Linked DNA regions of Homo sapiens: region 1 is linked to region 2. Evidence: chromatin loops called from intact Hi-C (ENCODE). Cell type or tissue: endothelial cell of umbilical vein. All regions are shown on one strand. Links, peaks and the distances in the headings refer to the core of each region. The heading gives the core; the rest is flanking DNA. Region 1 has its middle 41 kb from the start of GLI2. Region 2 holds the start of LOC124907880 (a long non-coding RNA gene).

What was found. Hi-C counts contacts between places; a loop is a spot of excess contacts. Peaks named below come from ENCODE experiments on the same cell type or tissue, not always from the same donor. Only the 100,000 strongest peaks of a DNase experiment are listed, where the experiment ranks them.
Region 1: it touches region 2 in a loop (3-fold over the local background); 4 of 110 quality-filtered maps call a loop at or near these places.

Annotation. Positions count from the first base shown.
Region 1 is chr2:120,690,797-120,699,124 of GRCh38, reverse strand. No RefSeq gene overlaps it. Among named protein-coding and RNA genes, the nearest start is that of GLI2, 41 kb to the left of the region's middle. In endothelial cell of umbilical vein, for the core only: a CTCF peak has its summit at 3,349 (motif pointing left); a DNase peak (open chromatin) is centred at 3,314; H3K27me3 peaks cover 2,103 bases.
Region 2 is chr2:120,862,633-120,870,960 of GRCh38, reverse strand. The region is part of intron 2 of GLI2 (GLI family zinc finger 2); the gene reads right to left. LOC124907880 (a long non-coding RNA gene) reads left to right here and starts at 3,559. Exons shown (of 2, transcript XR_007087220.1): 1 at 3,559-3,851; 2 at 4,170-4,581. In endothelial cell of umbilical vein, for the core only: no CTCF peak of the experiment used is centred there; a DNase peak (open chromatin) is centred at 3,510; H3K27me3 peaks cover 996 bases.

The DNA of each region.
Region 1 (8,328 bases), core at 105-8,104, 170 kb after region 2:
AAGCATCTTTTAAGTTGAGTAAGGCCAACTTCATTTCCAAGCACTGACTCAAAGGACGTTTCCAGAGCAGAGAATTCTAGAATGTTTCTTGATAATCCAATCTGGGTCACTCTTAAAAAAGATTTTAAATTTACTTCTTATCTATCTCTGTAGAAAGTGAGAAGAGAGGGGGTAAGTCCAGAAGACATGAATGGGGAAAGAAAACGTGCTATCTGTTGAGATATTTCAAAGGGACACCCATTTCCACCTACATGTTCCAGTTACTATGCTGCATAATGCGTTACCCAGAAACTTCACAGCTTGGAGCAACCCTCTTAACATGCTCACAGATTCTATTGGTCAGGGCTTCAGACCTGTTGGTCAGGGCCCAGCAGAGGATGGCTCCTCTCTGCTCCATGCTGTCCGGACCTCAGCTGGGAAGACTCCATGCCAGGACTTGAGCTGGAGCTGCTGAACCAAGCATCTTCCCATGGGCCACCTGTGACACTTGGGCATCTTCCCAGCACGGCCACCTTGAGGGGTGTTTAGACTTCATCCTTGACAGCTCAGGGACACAAAAGCTAGTGACCCCACAAACAAGCAGAAGCCTAATGGACTTTTCAAATGGACCCAGGCTTGGAAGTCACTCTGTGTCATATCTGCCACACCATTTGGGTGACAAATTAGTCACACAAGTCTATCCAGATTCAAGCTCCAAGGGGTAGAGATCACTCAAAGAATTTGTAATCATACAAAGGAAGAACAAACGGCTCTAAATCAAGTCACCCCCATTAAATTTTTTTTAACTAAAGACATCGTCTTCAGTCTTTTATTGTTTACTCCTAATGTGAAAAATTATTTTATTTTTAAAAATTGTGTTAAAACATATGTAACATAAAATTTACCATTTTATTTTTTTTTTTTTGAGATGGAGTCTGGCTCTGTCGCCCAGGCTGGAGTGCAGTGGTGCGATTTTGGCTCACTGCAACCTCTGCCTCCAAGGTTCAAGCAATTCTCCTGCCTCAGCCTCCTGAGTAGTGGGGATCACAGGTGCCCGCCACCACACCCGGCTAATTTTTTTGTATTTTTAGTAGAGATGGAGTCTCACCATGTTGGCCAGGCAGGTTTTGAACGCCTGACCTCAAGTAATCCACCCACCTCGGCCTCCCCAAAGTGCTAGGTTTACAGGCATGAGCCACTGTGCCCGGCCCATTTTAATTATTTTAAACTGTACAGTTCAATGGCATCAAGTACATTCCCATTGTTATGCCACCGTCGCCACCATCCATCTGCAGAACTCTTGCATCCTGTAAAACTGAAGCTCTGCACCCACTAAACAGCAACTCCTAGTTCCCCATCTCCCCAGCCCCCAGCAACTGCCATTCTACTTTCTGTCTCTATGATGTTAACTACTTTAGGATCCTCACATAAGTGGAATGCAGCAGTATATGTCCTTTTGGACTGCCTTATCTCACTCAGCATAATGGCCTCAAAGGTCTATGTTCTAGCATGTGTCAGAATTTCCTTCTTTCCAAGGCTGAATTATATTCCATTGTATGGAGAGGTCACATTGTATTTATCCACTCATCCGTTGATGGGCACTTTGGTTGCTGTACCTTTTGGTTATTGTGAATAATGCTGCTATGAACTTCAGTGTACAAACATCTCTTCTATCTCTGCTTTCAATTCTTTTGGGTATATTCTCAGAAGCGCAATTGCTGGATCCTATGGTAATTCTATTTTTATTTATTTATTTATTTATTTTTTGAGACGGGATTCTTCTCTGTTGCCCAGGCTGGAGTGCAGTGGCATCATCACAGCTCACTGTAGCCTCTGCCTTCTGGGCTCAGGTGATCCTCCCACCTCAGCCTCTTGGGTAGCTGGGACTACAGGCATGCATCATAATGCTTGACTAATTTTCTGTACTTTTAGTAGAGACAGGGTTTCACCGTATTTCTCAGGCTGGTCTCGAATTTCTGGGCTCAAGTGATCCACCCACCTCGGCCTCCCAAAATGTTGAGATTACAGATGTGAGCCACCATGCCTGACGGTAATTCTATGTTTAATATTTTGAGGAATAGCCATATGGTTTCCATAGCAACTGCACCATTTTACATTCCCACCTACAGTGCACAACAGTTCCAATTTCTTTCCATCCTTGCCAACTCGTGTTATTTTCTACTTTTTTGATGTTAGCCATCTTAATTGGTGTGAGTGATTAAATGCATTTTATTTACATTTGATCCTGAGAAAATCTCTTGAGATACCTACCATGATGATCACCCCAAGTCTTAGAAAAAAGAAAACTAAAGAGAAGAGAAGCTAGTAAGTGGTGTTGCCAGAATTAAAATCCAGGCCTGCCAATCACCAGTCTCTCCTAGTGGGGGCTGCTTGGAACTGAAGATCCCTCAAAATTCTCCAGTTCTTCTGGGAAGCCCCTCCCTCCCTTCCCCAGCCCCTGTCCCATCTCTCTTGCCTTGCCTGGCCACCCATCCTGTCTGAATTCACTAACCCGGAACCAGGTTCTAGTGGGACTCAGTGATGGCCACATTGACGTAAGCAGCCAAGGGAAGCAATATAGTGTGTAGAACAAGAGTCCTGAGGCTACGAATCAGATGCTAGGGTTGAAGGCTTGAGTCTGAGTGTGAGATTTCAGGCATTTACCCAAGAAACTCAACCAGTCTGGAGCTCAATTTGCTCTTCCACAAAATGGGAGGAAGCAAGGGGGTGGTGAGACCACGGGGAGATAAAATGAAGTGCTGAAATGACATGCAACGTGAGCCTTGTTGTTTGCAGTGTGCCATTTAGCTGTCGTTTTGGGGTGTTTTCCCTTAGAGGCTTCAGCTTATCCCTCTGCACTCCTAGCTGCTTTCTGCCGCTGGGCCGCAGCCGCGTTTCTGATGCCACCACGGAAGGGGAAAGCCGAGCAGTCCCTGCCATTTCGTGCTTTTAGGACGCAGCACAAAGTGTGCTGGGCAGAGCTTGGACTTCGAATGCAGACGGCTGGCTTCTGATTCCCCCTCTGCCACTGAGCAGCGGGGCGTTACTCTGCCTGGCTTCCTCTGCCACAAAATAGGCTTCCAAATGCCGTTTTGCGGGGCTGCTGCAAATGGAATTTGCTCATAGTTGTCCGGGGCCCAGCACTGTGTCTGAAATGCTGTAGATGCTCAATAAATGCTGGGTTATTCCCCTTGGTACAGAAAGAGGGCTGCAGGATGCAAAGGCCAAAATACTCCAGGAAATATGACGCTGAGCTGAGAGCGCATTGCTCCCTCTACGGTCAGATCTCCGTCCCGCGGTTTTTGCGGTCCCGACTATTGCTGTCGGAGGACGGCAGTGGAGCGACTCTATTCTTAATTCGACTCTTCCACCTGGTGGCGGATTGCTAAAATGCACTTTTGGAGTTGGGATCCAATTTGAATGCCCTGCTCAGAGCAATTTGAGGACTGGAGCCAGAATTGTCACTCTGTTCCACCCTCTAGCCATCCACCCACTTCGTTATTTCCATTGTCCTCCGGGACTCTCCTCTTTCCCCGAGCCCCCCAGCGGAGTAGACGCAGCTGTGAGGCTGCAGGACCGGAAGATTTGCGGTGTTCTTCCCGAGAGGGCTTTCTATGCCCAGAGATCAGGAGGATGGGAGAAAGAGAAGGGAAGGATAGGGGCCACGTGGACTGAAGGAGTAAGAAACCCGGGTCTGGAGACGGAGCTTGCAGTGAGCCGAGATCGCGCCACTGCACTCCAGCCTGGGCGACAGAGCAAGACTCCGTCTCAAAAAAAAAAAAAAAAAAAGAAAAAGAAAAAAAGAAAGAAAAAGAAGAAGAAGAAGAAAAGGAAAGAAAAGAAACCCAGGTCTTCTGGGGGCTGACGGGTTTCCATGGGGGGCCTTCTCACTTTTTTACTCCCTTAGGAGAGGCAACCGCCTTCCTTGGAGGCCAGGTTTGGAGGCTTCTCCACGAGATCACAGAAGTTCTGCCAACTCCCCAACCTGTCCAATGGGTCCTAGGCTCTTTATGCCTTAGAACAGAAGTCAGGGGACTTGGACACATTGTGGAGTGATATGGGACACTCTCTCCTCTGAGAAACAGATGACCCTCCAAGAGGCGCCAGCAGTGGAGCACTGTCTGGAGCATTTTGGGGTCCTGCTTGGAATGCTGCTATCTAATAAGCCTGGGGCGTTCTGGGGTGGCCACCTGGCAGCTTTTGGACCTGAGCCAACAAGTCTCTGTGATTTACCTCGTAGGATCATTCCTTTTGGGCAGTAGGTGGTGAGAAGAACAGTGTGAGGACATCAGCGCAACCAGCCATGGTTGGGAGCAGGAGACAGGGGCGCCTTGTATGTGCTCTCCAGGCTGTCCCCACCTCCTTCCATGTGCGATGTCAGTGCCCTGAATCAGAGTACTGGCTGGAAGGCCTTCCCCCCGAGCCCCTGCCACTGGAGCAGGTGGGAGTGTGGGCGTGGGGGGATGCTGGAGGAACATCCTCAAACCTGACACCCTGGTACAGCCCAAGGAAGAGGGGCTGATCATGGCTTCTCTGCCCATCTGAGCCCAGTCAGCGTCAAAAGCCCTTTCCAGGCAGCCTGGAGAACACCTTCCCACCAGGATGTCTTATTAATGAAATCAATAATGAAATCATTACCGAGGACATTATCAAATGCTCCTGCCTCTTCTGGGAGCTGCTGCTTAGAAAACAGGAAGGATGGGCTTTTCCCAAAACTCATGTTGAACGGTTTCAGACATCCAGAAAAGTTGAAACAACAGGTCTATGTCACTTAGATTCTACAATTCTTAATATTTTGTCATGCTTGGTTCCTTTCCACCTTTTCCATAGATGTAACACAGATATATGTAGATACACACACACACGCATGCACACATGTTTTTATGTGTGTGGGTCAGTTTGAAAGTTGCTGACTCGGTGACATTTCACCCTCTTTAACAGACATCTCTTAAGAATAGGGATATTCTCCTCTGTAACCATGAGACCATTACTGTACTTAAGAAAGTCACCAACAGTTCAGTAATACCTAATATTGAATCCATTTTCAAATTTTCAGAGTTGTCGCCTAAATGTCTTTGATGGCTGATTTTTTTTTTTTTTTGAGCTGGGATCCGATCAAGATCACATATTACATTTGCTGGTTATGGTTTTTTGTCTTTAGTCCCTTTTAATTTAGAAGGATTTAGCTGGGCGTGGTGGCTCATGCCTGTAATCTCAGCATTTTGGGAGGCTAAAGTGGGTGGATCACCTGAGGCCAGGAGTTCGAGACCAGCCTGACCAAAATGGTGAAACCCAGTCTCTACTAAAAATACAAAAATTAGCCGGCATGGTGGTGCACACCTGTAGTCCCAGCTACTCGGGAGGCTGACACAGGAGAATCACCTGAACCTAGGAGGCGGTGGTTGCAGTGAGCCCAGATTGTGCCACTGCACTCCAACCTGGGTGATGGAGAGAGACAGTCTCAAAAAAAAAAAAAAAAAAAAAGGAAAGAAAAAAAATTAAAAGGATTCTCTAGCCTTTTTTTAAAAAAAGAAATCTTCATGTCATTGACATTTTCAGAGCATGCAGATCAATTGTTTCGCAGACATTCTCTCACTTTGACTCTGTTGGGTCTTTTTCCTTCGTGACTAGAATCAGGTTTTCTGCACAAATCCTATGTGGGGAACGTGGGGTCCTTCTTGGTGCATGGCTTCAGAGGCACATGAGGCCAGGTTGTTGGACTAACAGTGATGCTGGTGACATCCCCTGGTTAGGGTGATGTTAGGCAGATCGATGTGTCATCTCCATCAGTATTGTTTCTGATGTCCTCATGGCCCCAGCATTAGTCAGTGGAAACCCATCAGACAACTTCCTATGTCTGTTTATCCTGGCCCTGATTAGTCTTCAATAACACCCTTGTTTCTGGCACCAGACATCCAAGATTTGCCTTGTCTCTTCCAGCCCAGACCTGGAACCACCTATTTCTCCAGGGAGGCCTGGTTCTTTGAGTGGAGAAGGGTATTTAAAAATCCAAGACTGGGACCTAACTGTGCTCCTCACTAGTAGACAGAGCTGGGCAATGGGCATATTAACTCAGGAGTGGATGCCGGTGCCAGGAAGAGGGTGTGGGACCCAGGGCAGAGGCACAGTCAGAGGTGTTGGCTGAGTGTCCGAAACCAGGGTCTGAGAAGGTCTGGAGTTGCTGGGAGAGCTGATAGGTGCCACCTTTGGGATTTTTCCTGACTTCAAACTCGATGACTCCACAGAGCCTGTGGCGAGATGCCTAAGTGATTAACTTCTGAGCAGGGCTGGAAGAAAGGCTTTGGGGCGCTGTGAGGTTGAGACCTTGGTGTGGAGGGAAATGTGGGCCTGTACTGCTCAGTCAGCCTCTAAGATGGGTGGGCTGCACACAATCACCCCTTCCCGGTCAGTGCTAGAGCTGGGAGTGGGGTGGGGAGGAAGTTGAGGGCCAGTCAGAGAAGAAGGAGGGGTGAGGGGGTGCCCCACTATGGGATCCCTGCAGTTGGGAACCCCATAAAAAGGCATCAAAACAAACCTGAGGCCAGGTGCGGTGGCTCATACTTGTAATCCCAGCACTTTGGGAGGTTGAGGTGAGTGGATCACCTGAGGTCAGGAGTTTGAGACCAGCCTGGCCAATGTGGTGAAACCCCGTCTCTACCAAAAATACAAAACTTAGCCGAGCATGGTGGCACATGCGCCTGTAATCCCTGCTACTTGGGAGGCTGAGGCAGGAGAATTGCTGGAACCTGGGAGGTGGAGGTTACAGTGAGCTGAGATTGCACCACTGCACTCCAGCCTGGGCGACAGAGCGAGACTCTGTCTCAAAAAACAACAACAACGACAAACAAACAAACAACAAAAAAACCCCACAAACCCGAGCATCACCACCAGCTTCCTAGGACTCCCAAAAGCAGGGTGGGAGCCAAGAATTCTCCATGGAGGGGAAGAGGTCCCAAGCCCCCACAGATTGGGGCTCCGCTTTGATCTGTCTCAGCTGGTGGGCCCAGCGCAGCAGAAGGGCCAGCAGAGAGGAGCACGTTTACAATGAGCAGTGCACCTTGGAGGTTGTTTTGTGGCTTTGCACAGAGAGGCGTCTAAAGCTTCTTTATGACTGCAGCGTTCCATTGTGTGGATTTACCAAATGTTATCTCATTTTATCCAACCAGCACCCTATTGATGGCTATTGAGGCTGCTCCCAGAGTGTTTTGCTATTACAAACTGTATTCTGATGAATAGTCTTGTACATGGGTTTTTGTGCATTAATAAGAGTTTGTCTTGGGATACATTCCTACAAGTTGAAATGCTGATTCAAAGGCATTATTTAATTCCTCAAGCTGCCTTCCACAGAGGTTGCACCCTCCTACTACCATTGGCAACATGAGTGTCTGATTTGGAAGGCTGGCGGAGTAAACACATTGTGGTCCCTACCAACATGGCTGCTGTGGTCCCTACCAAGATGGCTGCTGTGCTCCGGGCTGGGTGAGCACACTAGATGTGCACAGAATCCATTTTTGTTACAGATCAGGTTTCAAGCACAAACGCACAGGTGCCCTTCCTGGCAGCTGCTTCCAATGGCAATGCCCCAGCAGCTGCCTGTCTCTCCTGACATGCTTAAGGGTGCAGGCCGAGGAAGGCCCAGTGGGCTGTCTGCAAGTTGAGGGAGGCACTCAAGGCAGAAGTCAAGTGCTCCTGGGTTGCAAACCTGGAATAAACTGGAATGGTTGCTAGGACAAGGAGCCTCATGCAGGCAGGGGTGGCATGTTTCCAGTGTAACCATCATGGAATATATGTAATCATAGCAGTGTAATGATAATGCTATGCAATTTTTGTCTCCCCTTGACTCCAAATCCACGCTGGGGGCCAATTCTTTGCCTAGCCCTTTGTGAATTTCAGGGCATTTCCCCATGACTTTTCTTATCACCCTTAGGTAATAAAAAGTACTCTGGTTCCCTTAAGTCATACAAGACAGACCCAGTTCTGCATAAATGTGTTCCGTTCAGTGTAATGAGTAAAACTTTCATTAATAGGCATGCTTCTCCATCCCCAGCCTGACACACTGGCCTCCTGGAGGTGGGTGGGAGTGGAGCTGCTTCTCTCCTTCCTCCAGGATCCCCTTGCCTTTGTCCGCCACCTTGTCACTCCTGTGCTCTGGGGTGAGGGTGGAGGGAGGAGAGGTGTGTGGGGCAGGGCCGGGGGGAGGGATTCTGACACGCTGATCCGATGTTGGTTGGGCACTTGGGCTGGCAGGTGGTGGAATCTGGCATTTCGGTACAGCGGCTCTCTAGCTCCAACTTCCCTTGACCATTCTAACGCTGCTCTCTGGCTCATTGCTTACAACTCTCTCCGTAG
Region 2 (8,328 bases), core at 102-8,101:
CCTTGCCTTCCCACCCAGCTCCTATCTAACTTTGAGTTTCTGTGGCGGCCCAGGACTCGGTCTAGAATTGGTGCCTGATGGCTGCTTGCTGGACTGAAGGTGGGCATGCAGGTTGCATGTATTACACGCCAGGTTCTGCAGGAAGAGTCTCTCATATCACAGAAGAGGAAGATGAGGCTCAAGAGGGTTATATGACCTGTGGAAAATCACACACCTATGATGACAGCAACCACAGTCCCACCCTAGGCTCTGGGATCGATCTGGGAGCAGGTCTGAAGGTGGCACATGGCGCGGTCACTTGAAATAATCAAGGGCAAGTGGTCAGCTCAGCAGCCTACACTAAGCAACACAGGTGTGAGCCAGCGCTATCCGTGAAGTTCACATTCCGGCAGGTGTCACTGGCAGTCACACCTCCGCTGAGGCCATACTCCAATCTCTTTCACCAATTCCCTGAGACCTGAACCAAGTCGCTGCCCTCTCTCGGGACTCAGTTTCCTCCCCTGTGAAATGAGGGCGTTGACACCACACAAGATCTCTACAGCTTCTCACCACTCATTCATCTATTCATCCAATGGAGGAGAATGTTTTCTCCTGAACTGATGATGCAAGTAATCTACAGCCATGAGGTTACTCATCCAGACTAAGGCAGTTCCATGGAAACACTGCTGCAGACCTTGTTTTGGTCCCTAAAACATTAGTTTCTCCAGCATCAACTATCACCTCAGCCCATGATGAACACTCATGGTCTGACAGCTCAGCGTACAGGAGGAAAGAAAAGTTCTGTCCTGGGCTGGGTGTGGCAGGCCAGGTGTCTGGACGAAGGGGCAAGGGGGTGAGGGAGCACGGGTGAGACCTGGGCATGGCCTTGATAGCTTTGCACTTCAATCCTCTTATACTTTTGAAAAACTTTGCTTTAAAAGCCATTACTGTATATTAGCCCAACATATTTATACATGTTAGAAATTGGAAAACTTTCCAAAACTGTCTAGAAAGAGAAACAGAACACTAAACCTACTGGTGAGAGCTCTGCAGCACCCTGCAGAGCCCTCTGGACAGTCCCCCTGAAGAACTCCCTGGACTGAAGGTCCCCCTGCAGGGCCCCCTGCAGCCTGGAGCTCAGGAGGGGGTGTCCTTTGACCTTGGGGAACGGGTTTGCTTGCATTTCCTTCCTTCCTTAGTACCCTGAGCCACTCTACTCCTCTGTCTTCAGAATACAAATACAGAGATTTGATTTCATTGGTGCTTTATGCCTTTGGTATTGCCAAATTGTTCTCTCTCTGGCTTCCAGCATCTCACTTCTGGAAACCTTTCTGTAGTTTAAGCGACACTGCCTGGTGATTGATGACTATTTTGCAACTGCTATCAGTTTACTATTTTAACCAATCTATCATAAATCAGGAAGAGGAATGCTGGACCCAAGTGGAGAGTGTAGCTTTTGCTCATTACCTAGGAGGATTATGGCCATTTCATAAAATCCATTATCTAGGGAAAGGATCCTATTGGTGAGGGCCAGCAAAATTCATTTCATGCTTCAAAAGTTTGTGATGGGGCTAGCTAGGGGAAAAAAACTAAATTGTTTGGAAGGTGGGGATCATGATTTGTTTAAAACTCAAGAACAGCCAAGACTGAGCTGTGCCCATTATACCAAGTGGCACTTTGTGTTCAAATGCAAAGGCACTGTTGCCCCCAGGGCCCAGCCCCCTGACCACAGCCCTCCCAGGTCTCACAAACATAGGACTGGCTAGGGAAGTGTGCCCCAGGTTGCTTCTCTCCCCTCCCTGTCCCCACTGGGGCCAGGCCACTCTCAGGAATTCCAGGCCCAGAAATGGTCTCCTCTGTGACCTCCCTGCCAAAAAAGCATTGGTACAAAAACAGGCACATAGACCAATGGAACAGAATAGAGAACTCTTGGCCCAGTCCTGTCTCCAGAAAGCAGCTAGAGCCATGTCCCCACACAACCACCTGGTCATGTCCTTCCCAGTGCACTGAGAGGATCCCAAATCTCATGACCTCCAATACGATGTGCCCGCCCCTGCACCTTGCTTCCTGCAAGGTCCAAGGGCAATGACCTTTCCCCTCTTCCTTGAGCTCCTCTTTCCCTCTCAGAAGATGCCACACGTTCTCCTTGCCTTGGCCTGGAAAGTCTCCCCACAAAATGCACAGAAGGGTCTTTCCAGGACACTGCTGCTGCATCCCTACCTGTTACCTGAGGGTTCCAGTCACCCGCCCCCTCTTCCCTCGACCATTTCTCTTCTAGCAAGTCACACTCTGACATGATTTGAGGTCACAATCACCATTTCCCAAAAGGCAGCTCCCAGGAAGGTCTCACCTCCTTACCTAACTTTGTTTCTGAATGGCAAAGGGAAAATGCAAGTGTCCCCAGGAGGGAGGGGGCCAGCTGCCCCTGCCTGTTCCTTCCCTGCAAGGCCTTAGGGGCAGCATCACCTCCCACTGGAAAAAGTCCTCCCACTTTTAGGACCTCTGGGGCCCAGAAGGCAGGGCTGGGTAAAGCCCTTTAGAAAGTCAAAAGAAGAAAGATTCGATAGATGTTGCAAAGAAAAAAGACGATGAAATAAAGTGTCTTCTAGATTTTGCCAAGCCTCCAGAACATTCCTGTTCGATATGATTTTGTTTCCTTCTCTCCTATACTTAACTTTCCCCAAATTCATTCCTCACGCGAAAACAGCATGGTCCCCCGGGAAGCTGTTTTAACACACACATGTTTTTCTAAGTAACCGTGAGCTGGGACTCGCAGACAATAAAGCTTCTTGTCTGGAGTCCTCCTTGCAGCTCAAACCGCGGGGAATTGAAGTGGCGAAGACTGAGCTCTCAGAAGCTCGGCTTTGCCGGATCTCAGAAGAAACTCTCAGTTCAGAGTTCTCACTGGTACCCCGAGAGTTCGAAGGGCTCGGAGTACATCCGTTGCGGGAGGCTGGGGGGGCAGGAAAGAACGCCTACGGCTGACAGTGTGAATCTTCCAGAGCCCCCAGTCCCTGGCACGCTCGCCTGGGTCCACGCAGGAGCCGCCTCACTTTCTTGCTCCATTTTCTCGGCAGTGCCTCCATGCCTCCCCACATTCCCTCTCTCTCCTCCCCTCCAGCTGTGTCCACCCAGTTCCTTCCTTTCCTCCCCCATCCTCCCTCCCTCCTTCCCTCCAGCTCCCCCCGCCTGAGGCCCAGCACAGCCTCCCTGCCTTGGCGCCTACTTATGCTTGCTGGCTTCAAACTTGGAGCGCAGCAGACAAGGGGAAGGGACGTGGGAGAAGGGCGCTGCAGGCCAGGCCTTCACACACAAGAGCGGCCTCATCAGCACTCCTTTCCAGGGAGCGTCTCCGGAAAAGCTGCCGTCCTCCTTCAACTTACCCAGCGTGCGGGGAGGGCGGAGGGACGCAGCACCCAGAGGGGCGGCGGTGCGGGGAGGGCACTGCCCAGCGGCGGCACTGCCCAGCGGCAGGAGAGGCGGTGGACCGCCGGGCTGGAGCGCAGGGAACATCAAGTGGCCGCCGAGGGAGGCGGGGCTGCATGAATCATTTATAACCGGCGGCGGCCAGGGTTTAGGAGCGCTCGCTGGCTGGCTGGCTAACGGAAAGGCTGGCTGGACTCGGGGATCCAGCCACACTGCTGGCGGGCAGCATGCTGTCCACCCTGCGGGTGCCTTTCTCAGACTAGGGCCCGCATGAATTCCGCCTCCCGGGAGAAGCTGACGTCGGCATGCCTTCCAGGGGCAGCGGCTGCCCTCCAGGGTCTGGAACTTGGGGGTCATGCTGCCTCCAACTCCTGACTCTGTGGCCCCAAGAGGAAGAGGAAGCTGGGTGGGATCTTAGGGGCCATGTGGACTAGGCAGCCCACTGGGTAAGAAGGGGAAATTGAGGCCCGGGAAGGGAGGGAGACTTGTCCAAGGCGCACAAGGCTGTGAAAGACATGACTGGCCCCCAGGCCACTGTGCACCTTCTGAGCCGGCTCCCTGCAGTTCCCTGAGGGCACTGAGAGCTGCAGAGCCTGGAAGTGGAGTCCCTGCGGGCAGTGCAGGTGAAGGTGGCTCCTCACACACAGGGGTCATGGGGGGATCTGAACCCACATCCCCAGCCAGCCTGAAATGTCACTCATCGAGTTTCAGTCTTTCGAATCAAGCTGTGGAAAATCACACCCACCCTCTTTTCCCTTCCGCAGGGAGTGGGCACGTGAAAAGTACTTTGGGACACGGAGTTCCAATCAAACAGAAGACTGGAACCTCAGCACCTCCAAAGCTCACGGACCCGCTGGTGAGGGCTGCCCGGACTGCTGATTCCACTCAGCCACTCACCACCCGCCCTGTCTGCCAGGTGCCATGTGCAAGGATGCTGCATTTTCTGCTAATGGGGGTGGGGGATGGCAGGAGACATAATGGGGTGGGGAGGGGTCATTGCTATTGTCGTCATCACTCTTTGTCACCCCAATGGCATTCTATACCTTCTTTTGCATCTGATCTCAAGGCATCAAGAATATGAAAAACAGCTCTTCTGTCCCCAAAAGGGAGATCTTACCTTAAGCAATGGGATTACCATTAAGTACAAGACATTTGACATTAAACCATTAAGCACAAGACATTTGACATTAATCCCAGGACAGGATGGGAGGAAGGGCCCTGACCAGGAGGGGGGCACTCCAGAGTCGGCCACCCGCTGCCCTTGCCCTGACCTGTCCCGTAGCTCTCCTCGTCACAGGCTCAGACTCCACGTCCCTACCCGAGACCCTCTGACTGTGGCCAAGCTCCAGCCCTACCCTATCCCCAACACCCTCTGCTACATTCCTGCAGAAGCACAGGCTGAGGCCTCTAGAGTAAGACATGTTTCTTATGCAGGAGGCGGGGGGCTATGGGACCCCATCTTAAGCCAAGAAATCAGCTCAGGCCTGCATGGGCCTTCCTCGAATCTTGAAGGAACTGTGGACATCTTTCAGCATGGGGAGCAAGAGTGAGTCCCATAAACACCAACTGCATCCCCACTCTGAGTCTGGGCAGTGCTGGCCCCAGGCACAGGGTGTTGGGCTGGAAATGGCCTGCTCTTCCCTCTCTTGAACAGGGGGGGTGCCAGGTCCAGAGAGAGAGCCTGGCCTGCCTGGGGTACCCGGAGTGGGACGCATGGCAAAGCCTTGAATGCAGAGGGGCTGCATGAGCAGGCGTTGGCTGGCACTATCTGAGCACCGCATATACCCTCCCCACGGCATACAGCAGCCCTTGAGATGAGTCAGGTGGCTTCCTGGGATGGCAGGGATGGGGAGAAGATGGTCAAACCAGACGCTGCTTCAGCGACACTTCTATAGGGCCATGGGGTTGCAAAGGGATCAGAGGTTTGTCCCGGTCACTTACACAAAAAGCTCAACCCCAACGCTCCCGGGTCAGCAAAACTGAAAAGCAGAACCCCTTCTTGGGTGGTACTGCCTCCAAGGGCACCGCAAAGGCCACAGAAAGAAAACAAGGGAAGGGAACCAAACTTTTCCTCAGCCTCGGGGGAGAACTAGACCATGCTGGAGGCTGGTGGAATGGAGCCTCCAACTCTTTCCTGATGGGACCCTTGCCAGAAGGACCCCGTCCCTCCTAGTGGCGAGGACAGAACTCCTTAAGTTCAGAATCCTGATCCTTCTGACAGTAGTCGGGTGGCAACTGTGTTACATGGGGGGCAGGGCATCTATGCAGACAGCAGGACCTGGCCCAGCTACTGTTTGCATGCAGTGAGCTCATCGATGAGGCTCCCCTCCATGCAGTGGCTGCTCTGGAACCGCGAAGGGCTCCACTGACACAGGCAAGCGCTCAGACACTCGAGCCACGTTTAGTCAGCCCTCCTGGCTCGGGCTCCCCAGCCCCGGATACTACCCATAGATGGAAGTGATGAGGCCTCAGGCAGAATCCCAGGGCACCATCACCAGCCCTTCCCCTCAGCTTCCCTGGGGCAATGTTCAGGCTCAGAATGAGGCACTACCGAGTTGGAAGAGAACTGGTTGGACCCCAACAGTGAATGCCCCACAGAAAGGGCTGCTCTCTGGACCCCACGGCCATCTCCAGAGAGACCCCTTCCCAAGGTGTCTGCAGCCTGGGCCAGGCCTTCCATAGGCAGTGATGATTCTGAGCTGGTTCTCTTCAGCCAGGCTTAGAGGAGGAGGGGTTTGAAGAAATGCCCTTCCATGACATACAAGTGACCCACAGAGAGCCAAAGCCCTGCTCAGGTAAGAGAGGATGGGGCCGGGCGCGGTGACTCACGCCCGTAATCCCAGCACTTTGGGAGGCCAACGTGGGTGGATTACGAGGTCAAGAGATCGAGACCATCCTGGCTAAAAATACAAAAAAATTAGCTGGGTGTGGTGGTGGGCACCTGTAGTTTCAGCTACTTGGGAGGCTGAGGCAGGAGAATGGTGTGAACCTGGGAGGCGGAGCTTGCAGTGAGCCGAGATCGTGCCACTGCACTCCAGCCTGGGCGACAGACAGAGCGAGACTCCGTCTCAAAAAAAAAAGAGAGGGTGGGAGTGCCTCTGGCAAGCCCACTCCAATCCCCATTCGACCCCTACCTTCAGCCATCGAGACACATGGGCTCTGCACAGAGCAGGACTTGCAGGGGCAGAGGTTGGAGATGGGATCAGCTGGAGCTGCCTTGGCCCTGAGCAACCCATGTAAAAAACAGCAGGTGGGAAACGGACACAGCCAGGCAACAAAACTACAGTCAAGACCAGCCTGTGTGCTCTTGTCCCAGGGGACAGTGTCTCCCAGAACTACCTTTCCTGGAAGCAGCCCTCCCGTCTGTGTGTGCCAGCCCTGCAGGAAGACCATGGCATCCTACCAGTGTCCCCACACGGGCCCTCACAGAGCCTCCTCCTGCAGGCTGCCACCAGGACTCTCCACACCCAGAACTTTCCCTGGCTCCACCAAAGCCCAGTAGGTAACCTCTAAGTCCAGTGACTGCCCTTGGGAATTTGTCTACTTCTCCAGCCGCCCTCCACACACAAGTCATTTTGCTGCCAAACTGGCCTTTCCATTGACCCTAATATGCCCGCAGACACAGCAGACACAGCAGACGCCACCCTCTCTCCTGTTCACATTGACGCCTCAGCCCCATCAACTCCTCCTCCAAGCAAAAGGCTTCCTGGAAGGGCTGCCTCGGCCTCGCCCTCCTGTGACTCAGCTTATCTGTGCTGTTCCCAGGACATATCAGACCCTTTATGTTGTTCTGAATACAGGCTATTCCCACTTACAAATGAGCTGTGTTCTCAAAGGTCGACATATTATAAATCAATGATTTGGAACTTAAATGCATTTTCCCATAAAAAATAATGTAACATAATATGAGTAGCTTTCCATGTTAGCCCACAAATGCCCAGATAATCCACATTGTGGCTAAGATACTACATAGATGCAGTTAAAACCTCTATTTAAAAAATACAATACTAGTAATTAAGTAGACTGAAAATCATTAAGCATCTGATTAAAACAGAATAAAGAACTGTGTGTTCTTCACGTGGAGTCCTAGTGCTTGAAGCAAGGCAGGCTCTCATCATAGCAGGAGAGACGGCCCGTGGTGGATTCTACAGCCCTGGGGTTGTGCAATCACAGGTGTGGGGTGGAGACCGCGGTCAGGAAGAGGCAAGCACTGACTGGGTCAGGCAGCCCTTGACCAGGGGCAACACGGGCACTGGCCGGAGCCAAGGCATGCAAGGGTCCTGAGGGGCAGTGGTCGGCTGCCGGAGAAATGCCTGCAATTGCTCCTCTTTAGGGAACTTGTGGGCTTCATGCTTCCAGGGTCTCCCAGAAACTCCTGTTAATCCATCAGTAGGCATGTTGTCCTCTCATTGGTCTTGACTAAGTCCAAGTTGTGAGTTGTCTAAGCCAAGTCCTCCAATGGCTCAACCACAGCAATAGCCCCTTCCAGGCGCTCTGGTCACCTTGCAGGCCTATGAAGCAGATGTTGTTAACATGGATGAAAACCCAAGACTTGAGTTTTTGCAGCTGGCAAGGGGCAGAGCTGATCCCCAGCTGCTCCACTGCCTCTGGAAGCTCCCTCCGACTGGGGAGCCAGGGAGGGAAAGAGATACGAGCTACAATCTCATGCTACCAATGAACACAAAGTACAATTTGCCACCAGCCCTATTAGCTGGAGGTCTGAGCAGGCTGTCCTCTTAGGCGGGAGGAGCCCCGCTCTGAGCCGGGGCCAGCCTTCCACTTTGGCTGTATTGCTAACCCCACACTCGCTCACCCAGAACCTCGGAGTGCCTGCCCTGCACAGGCACCAGTGAAGCGATAATGAATAAGATATTGTGCATTTCCTCAAAGATCTGAGAAGGCCCAGGCTTGGCCCCCCACCTG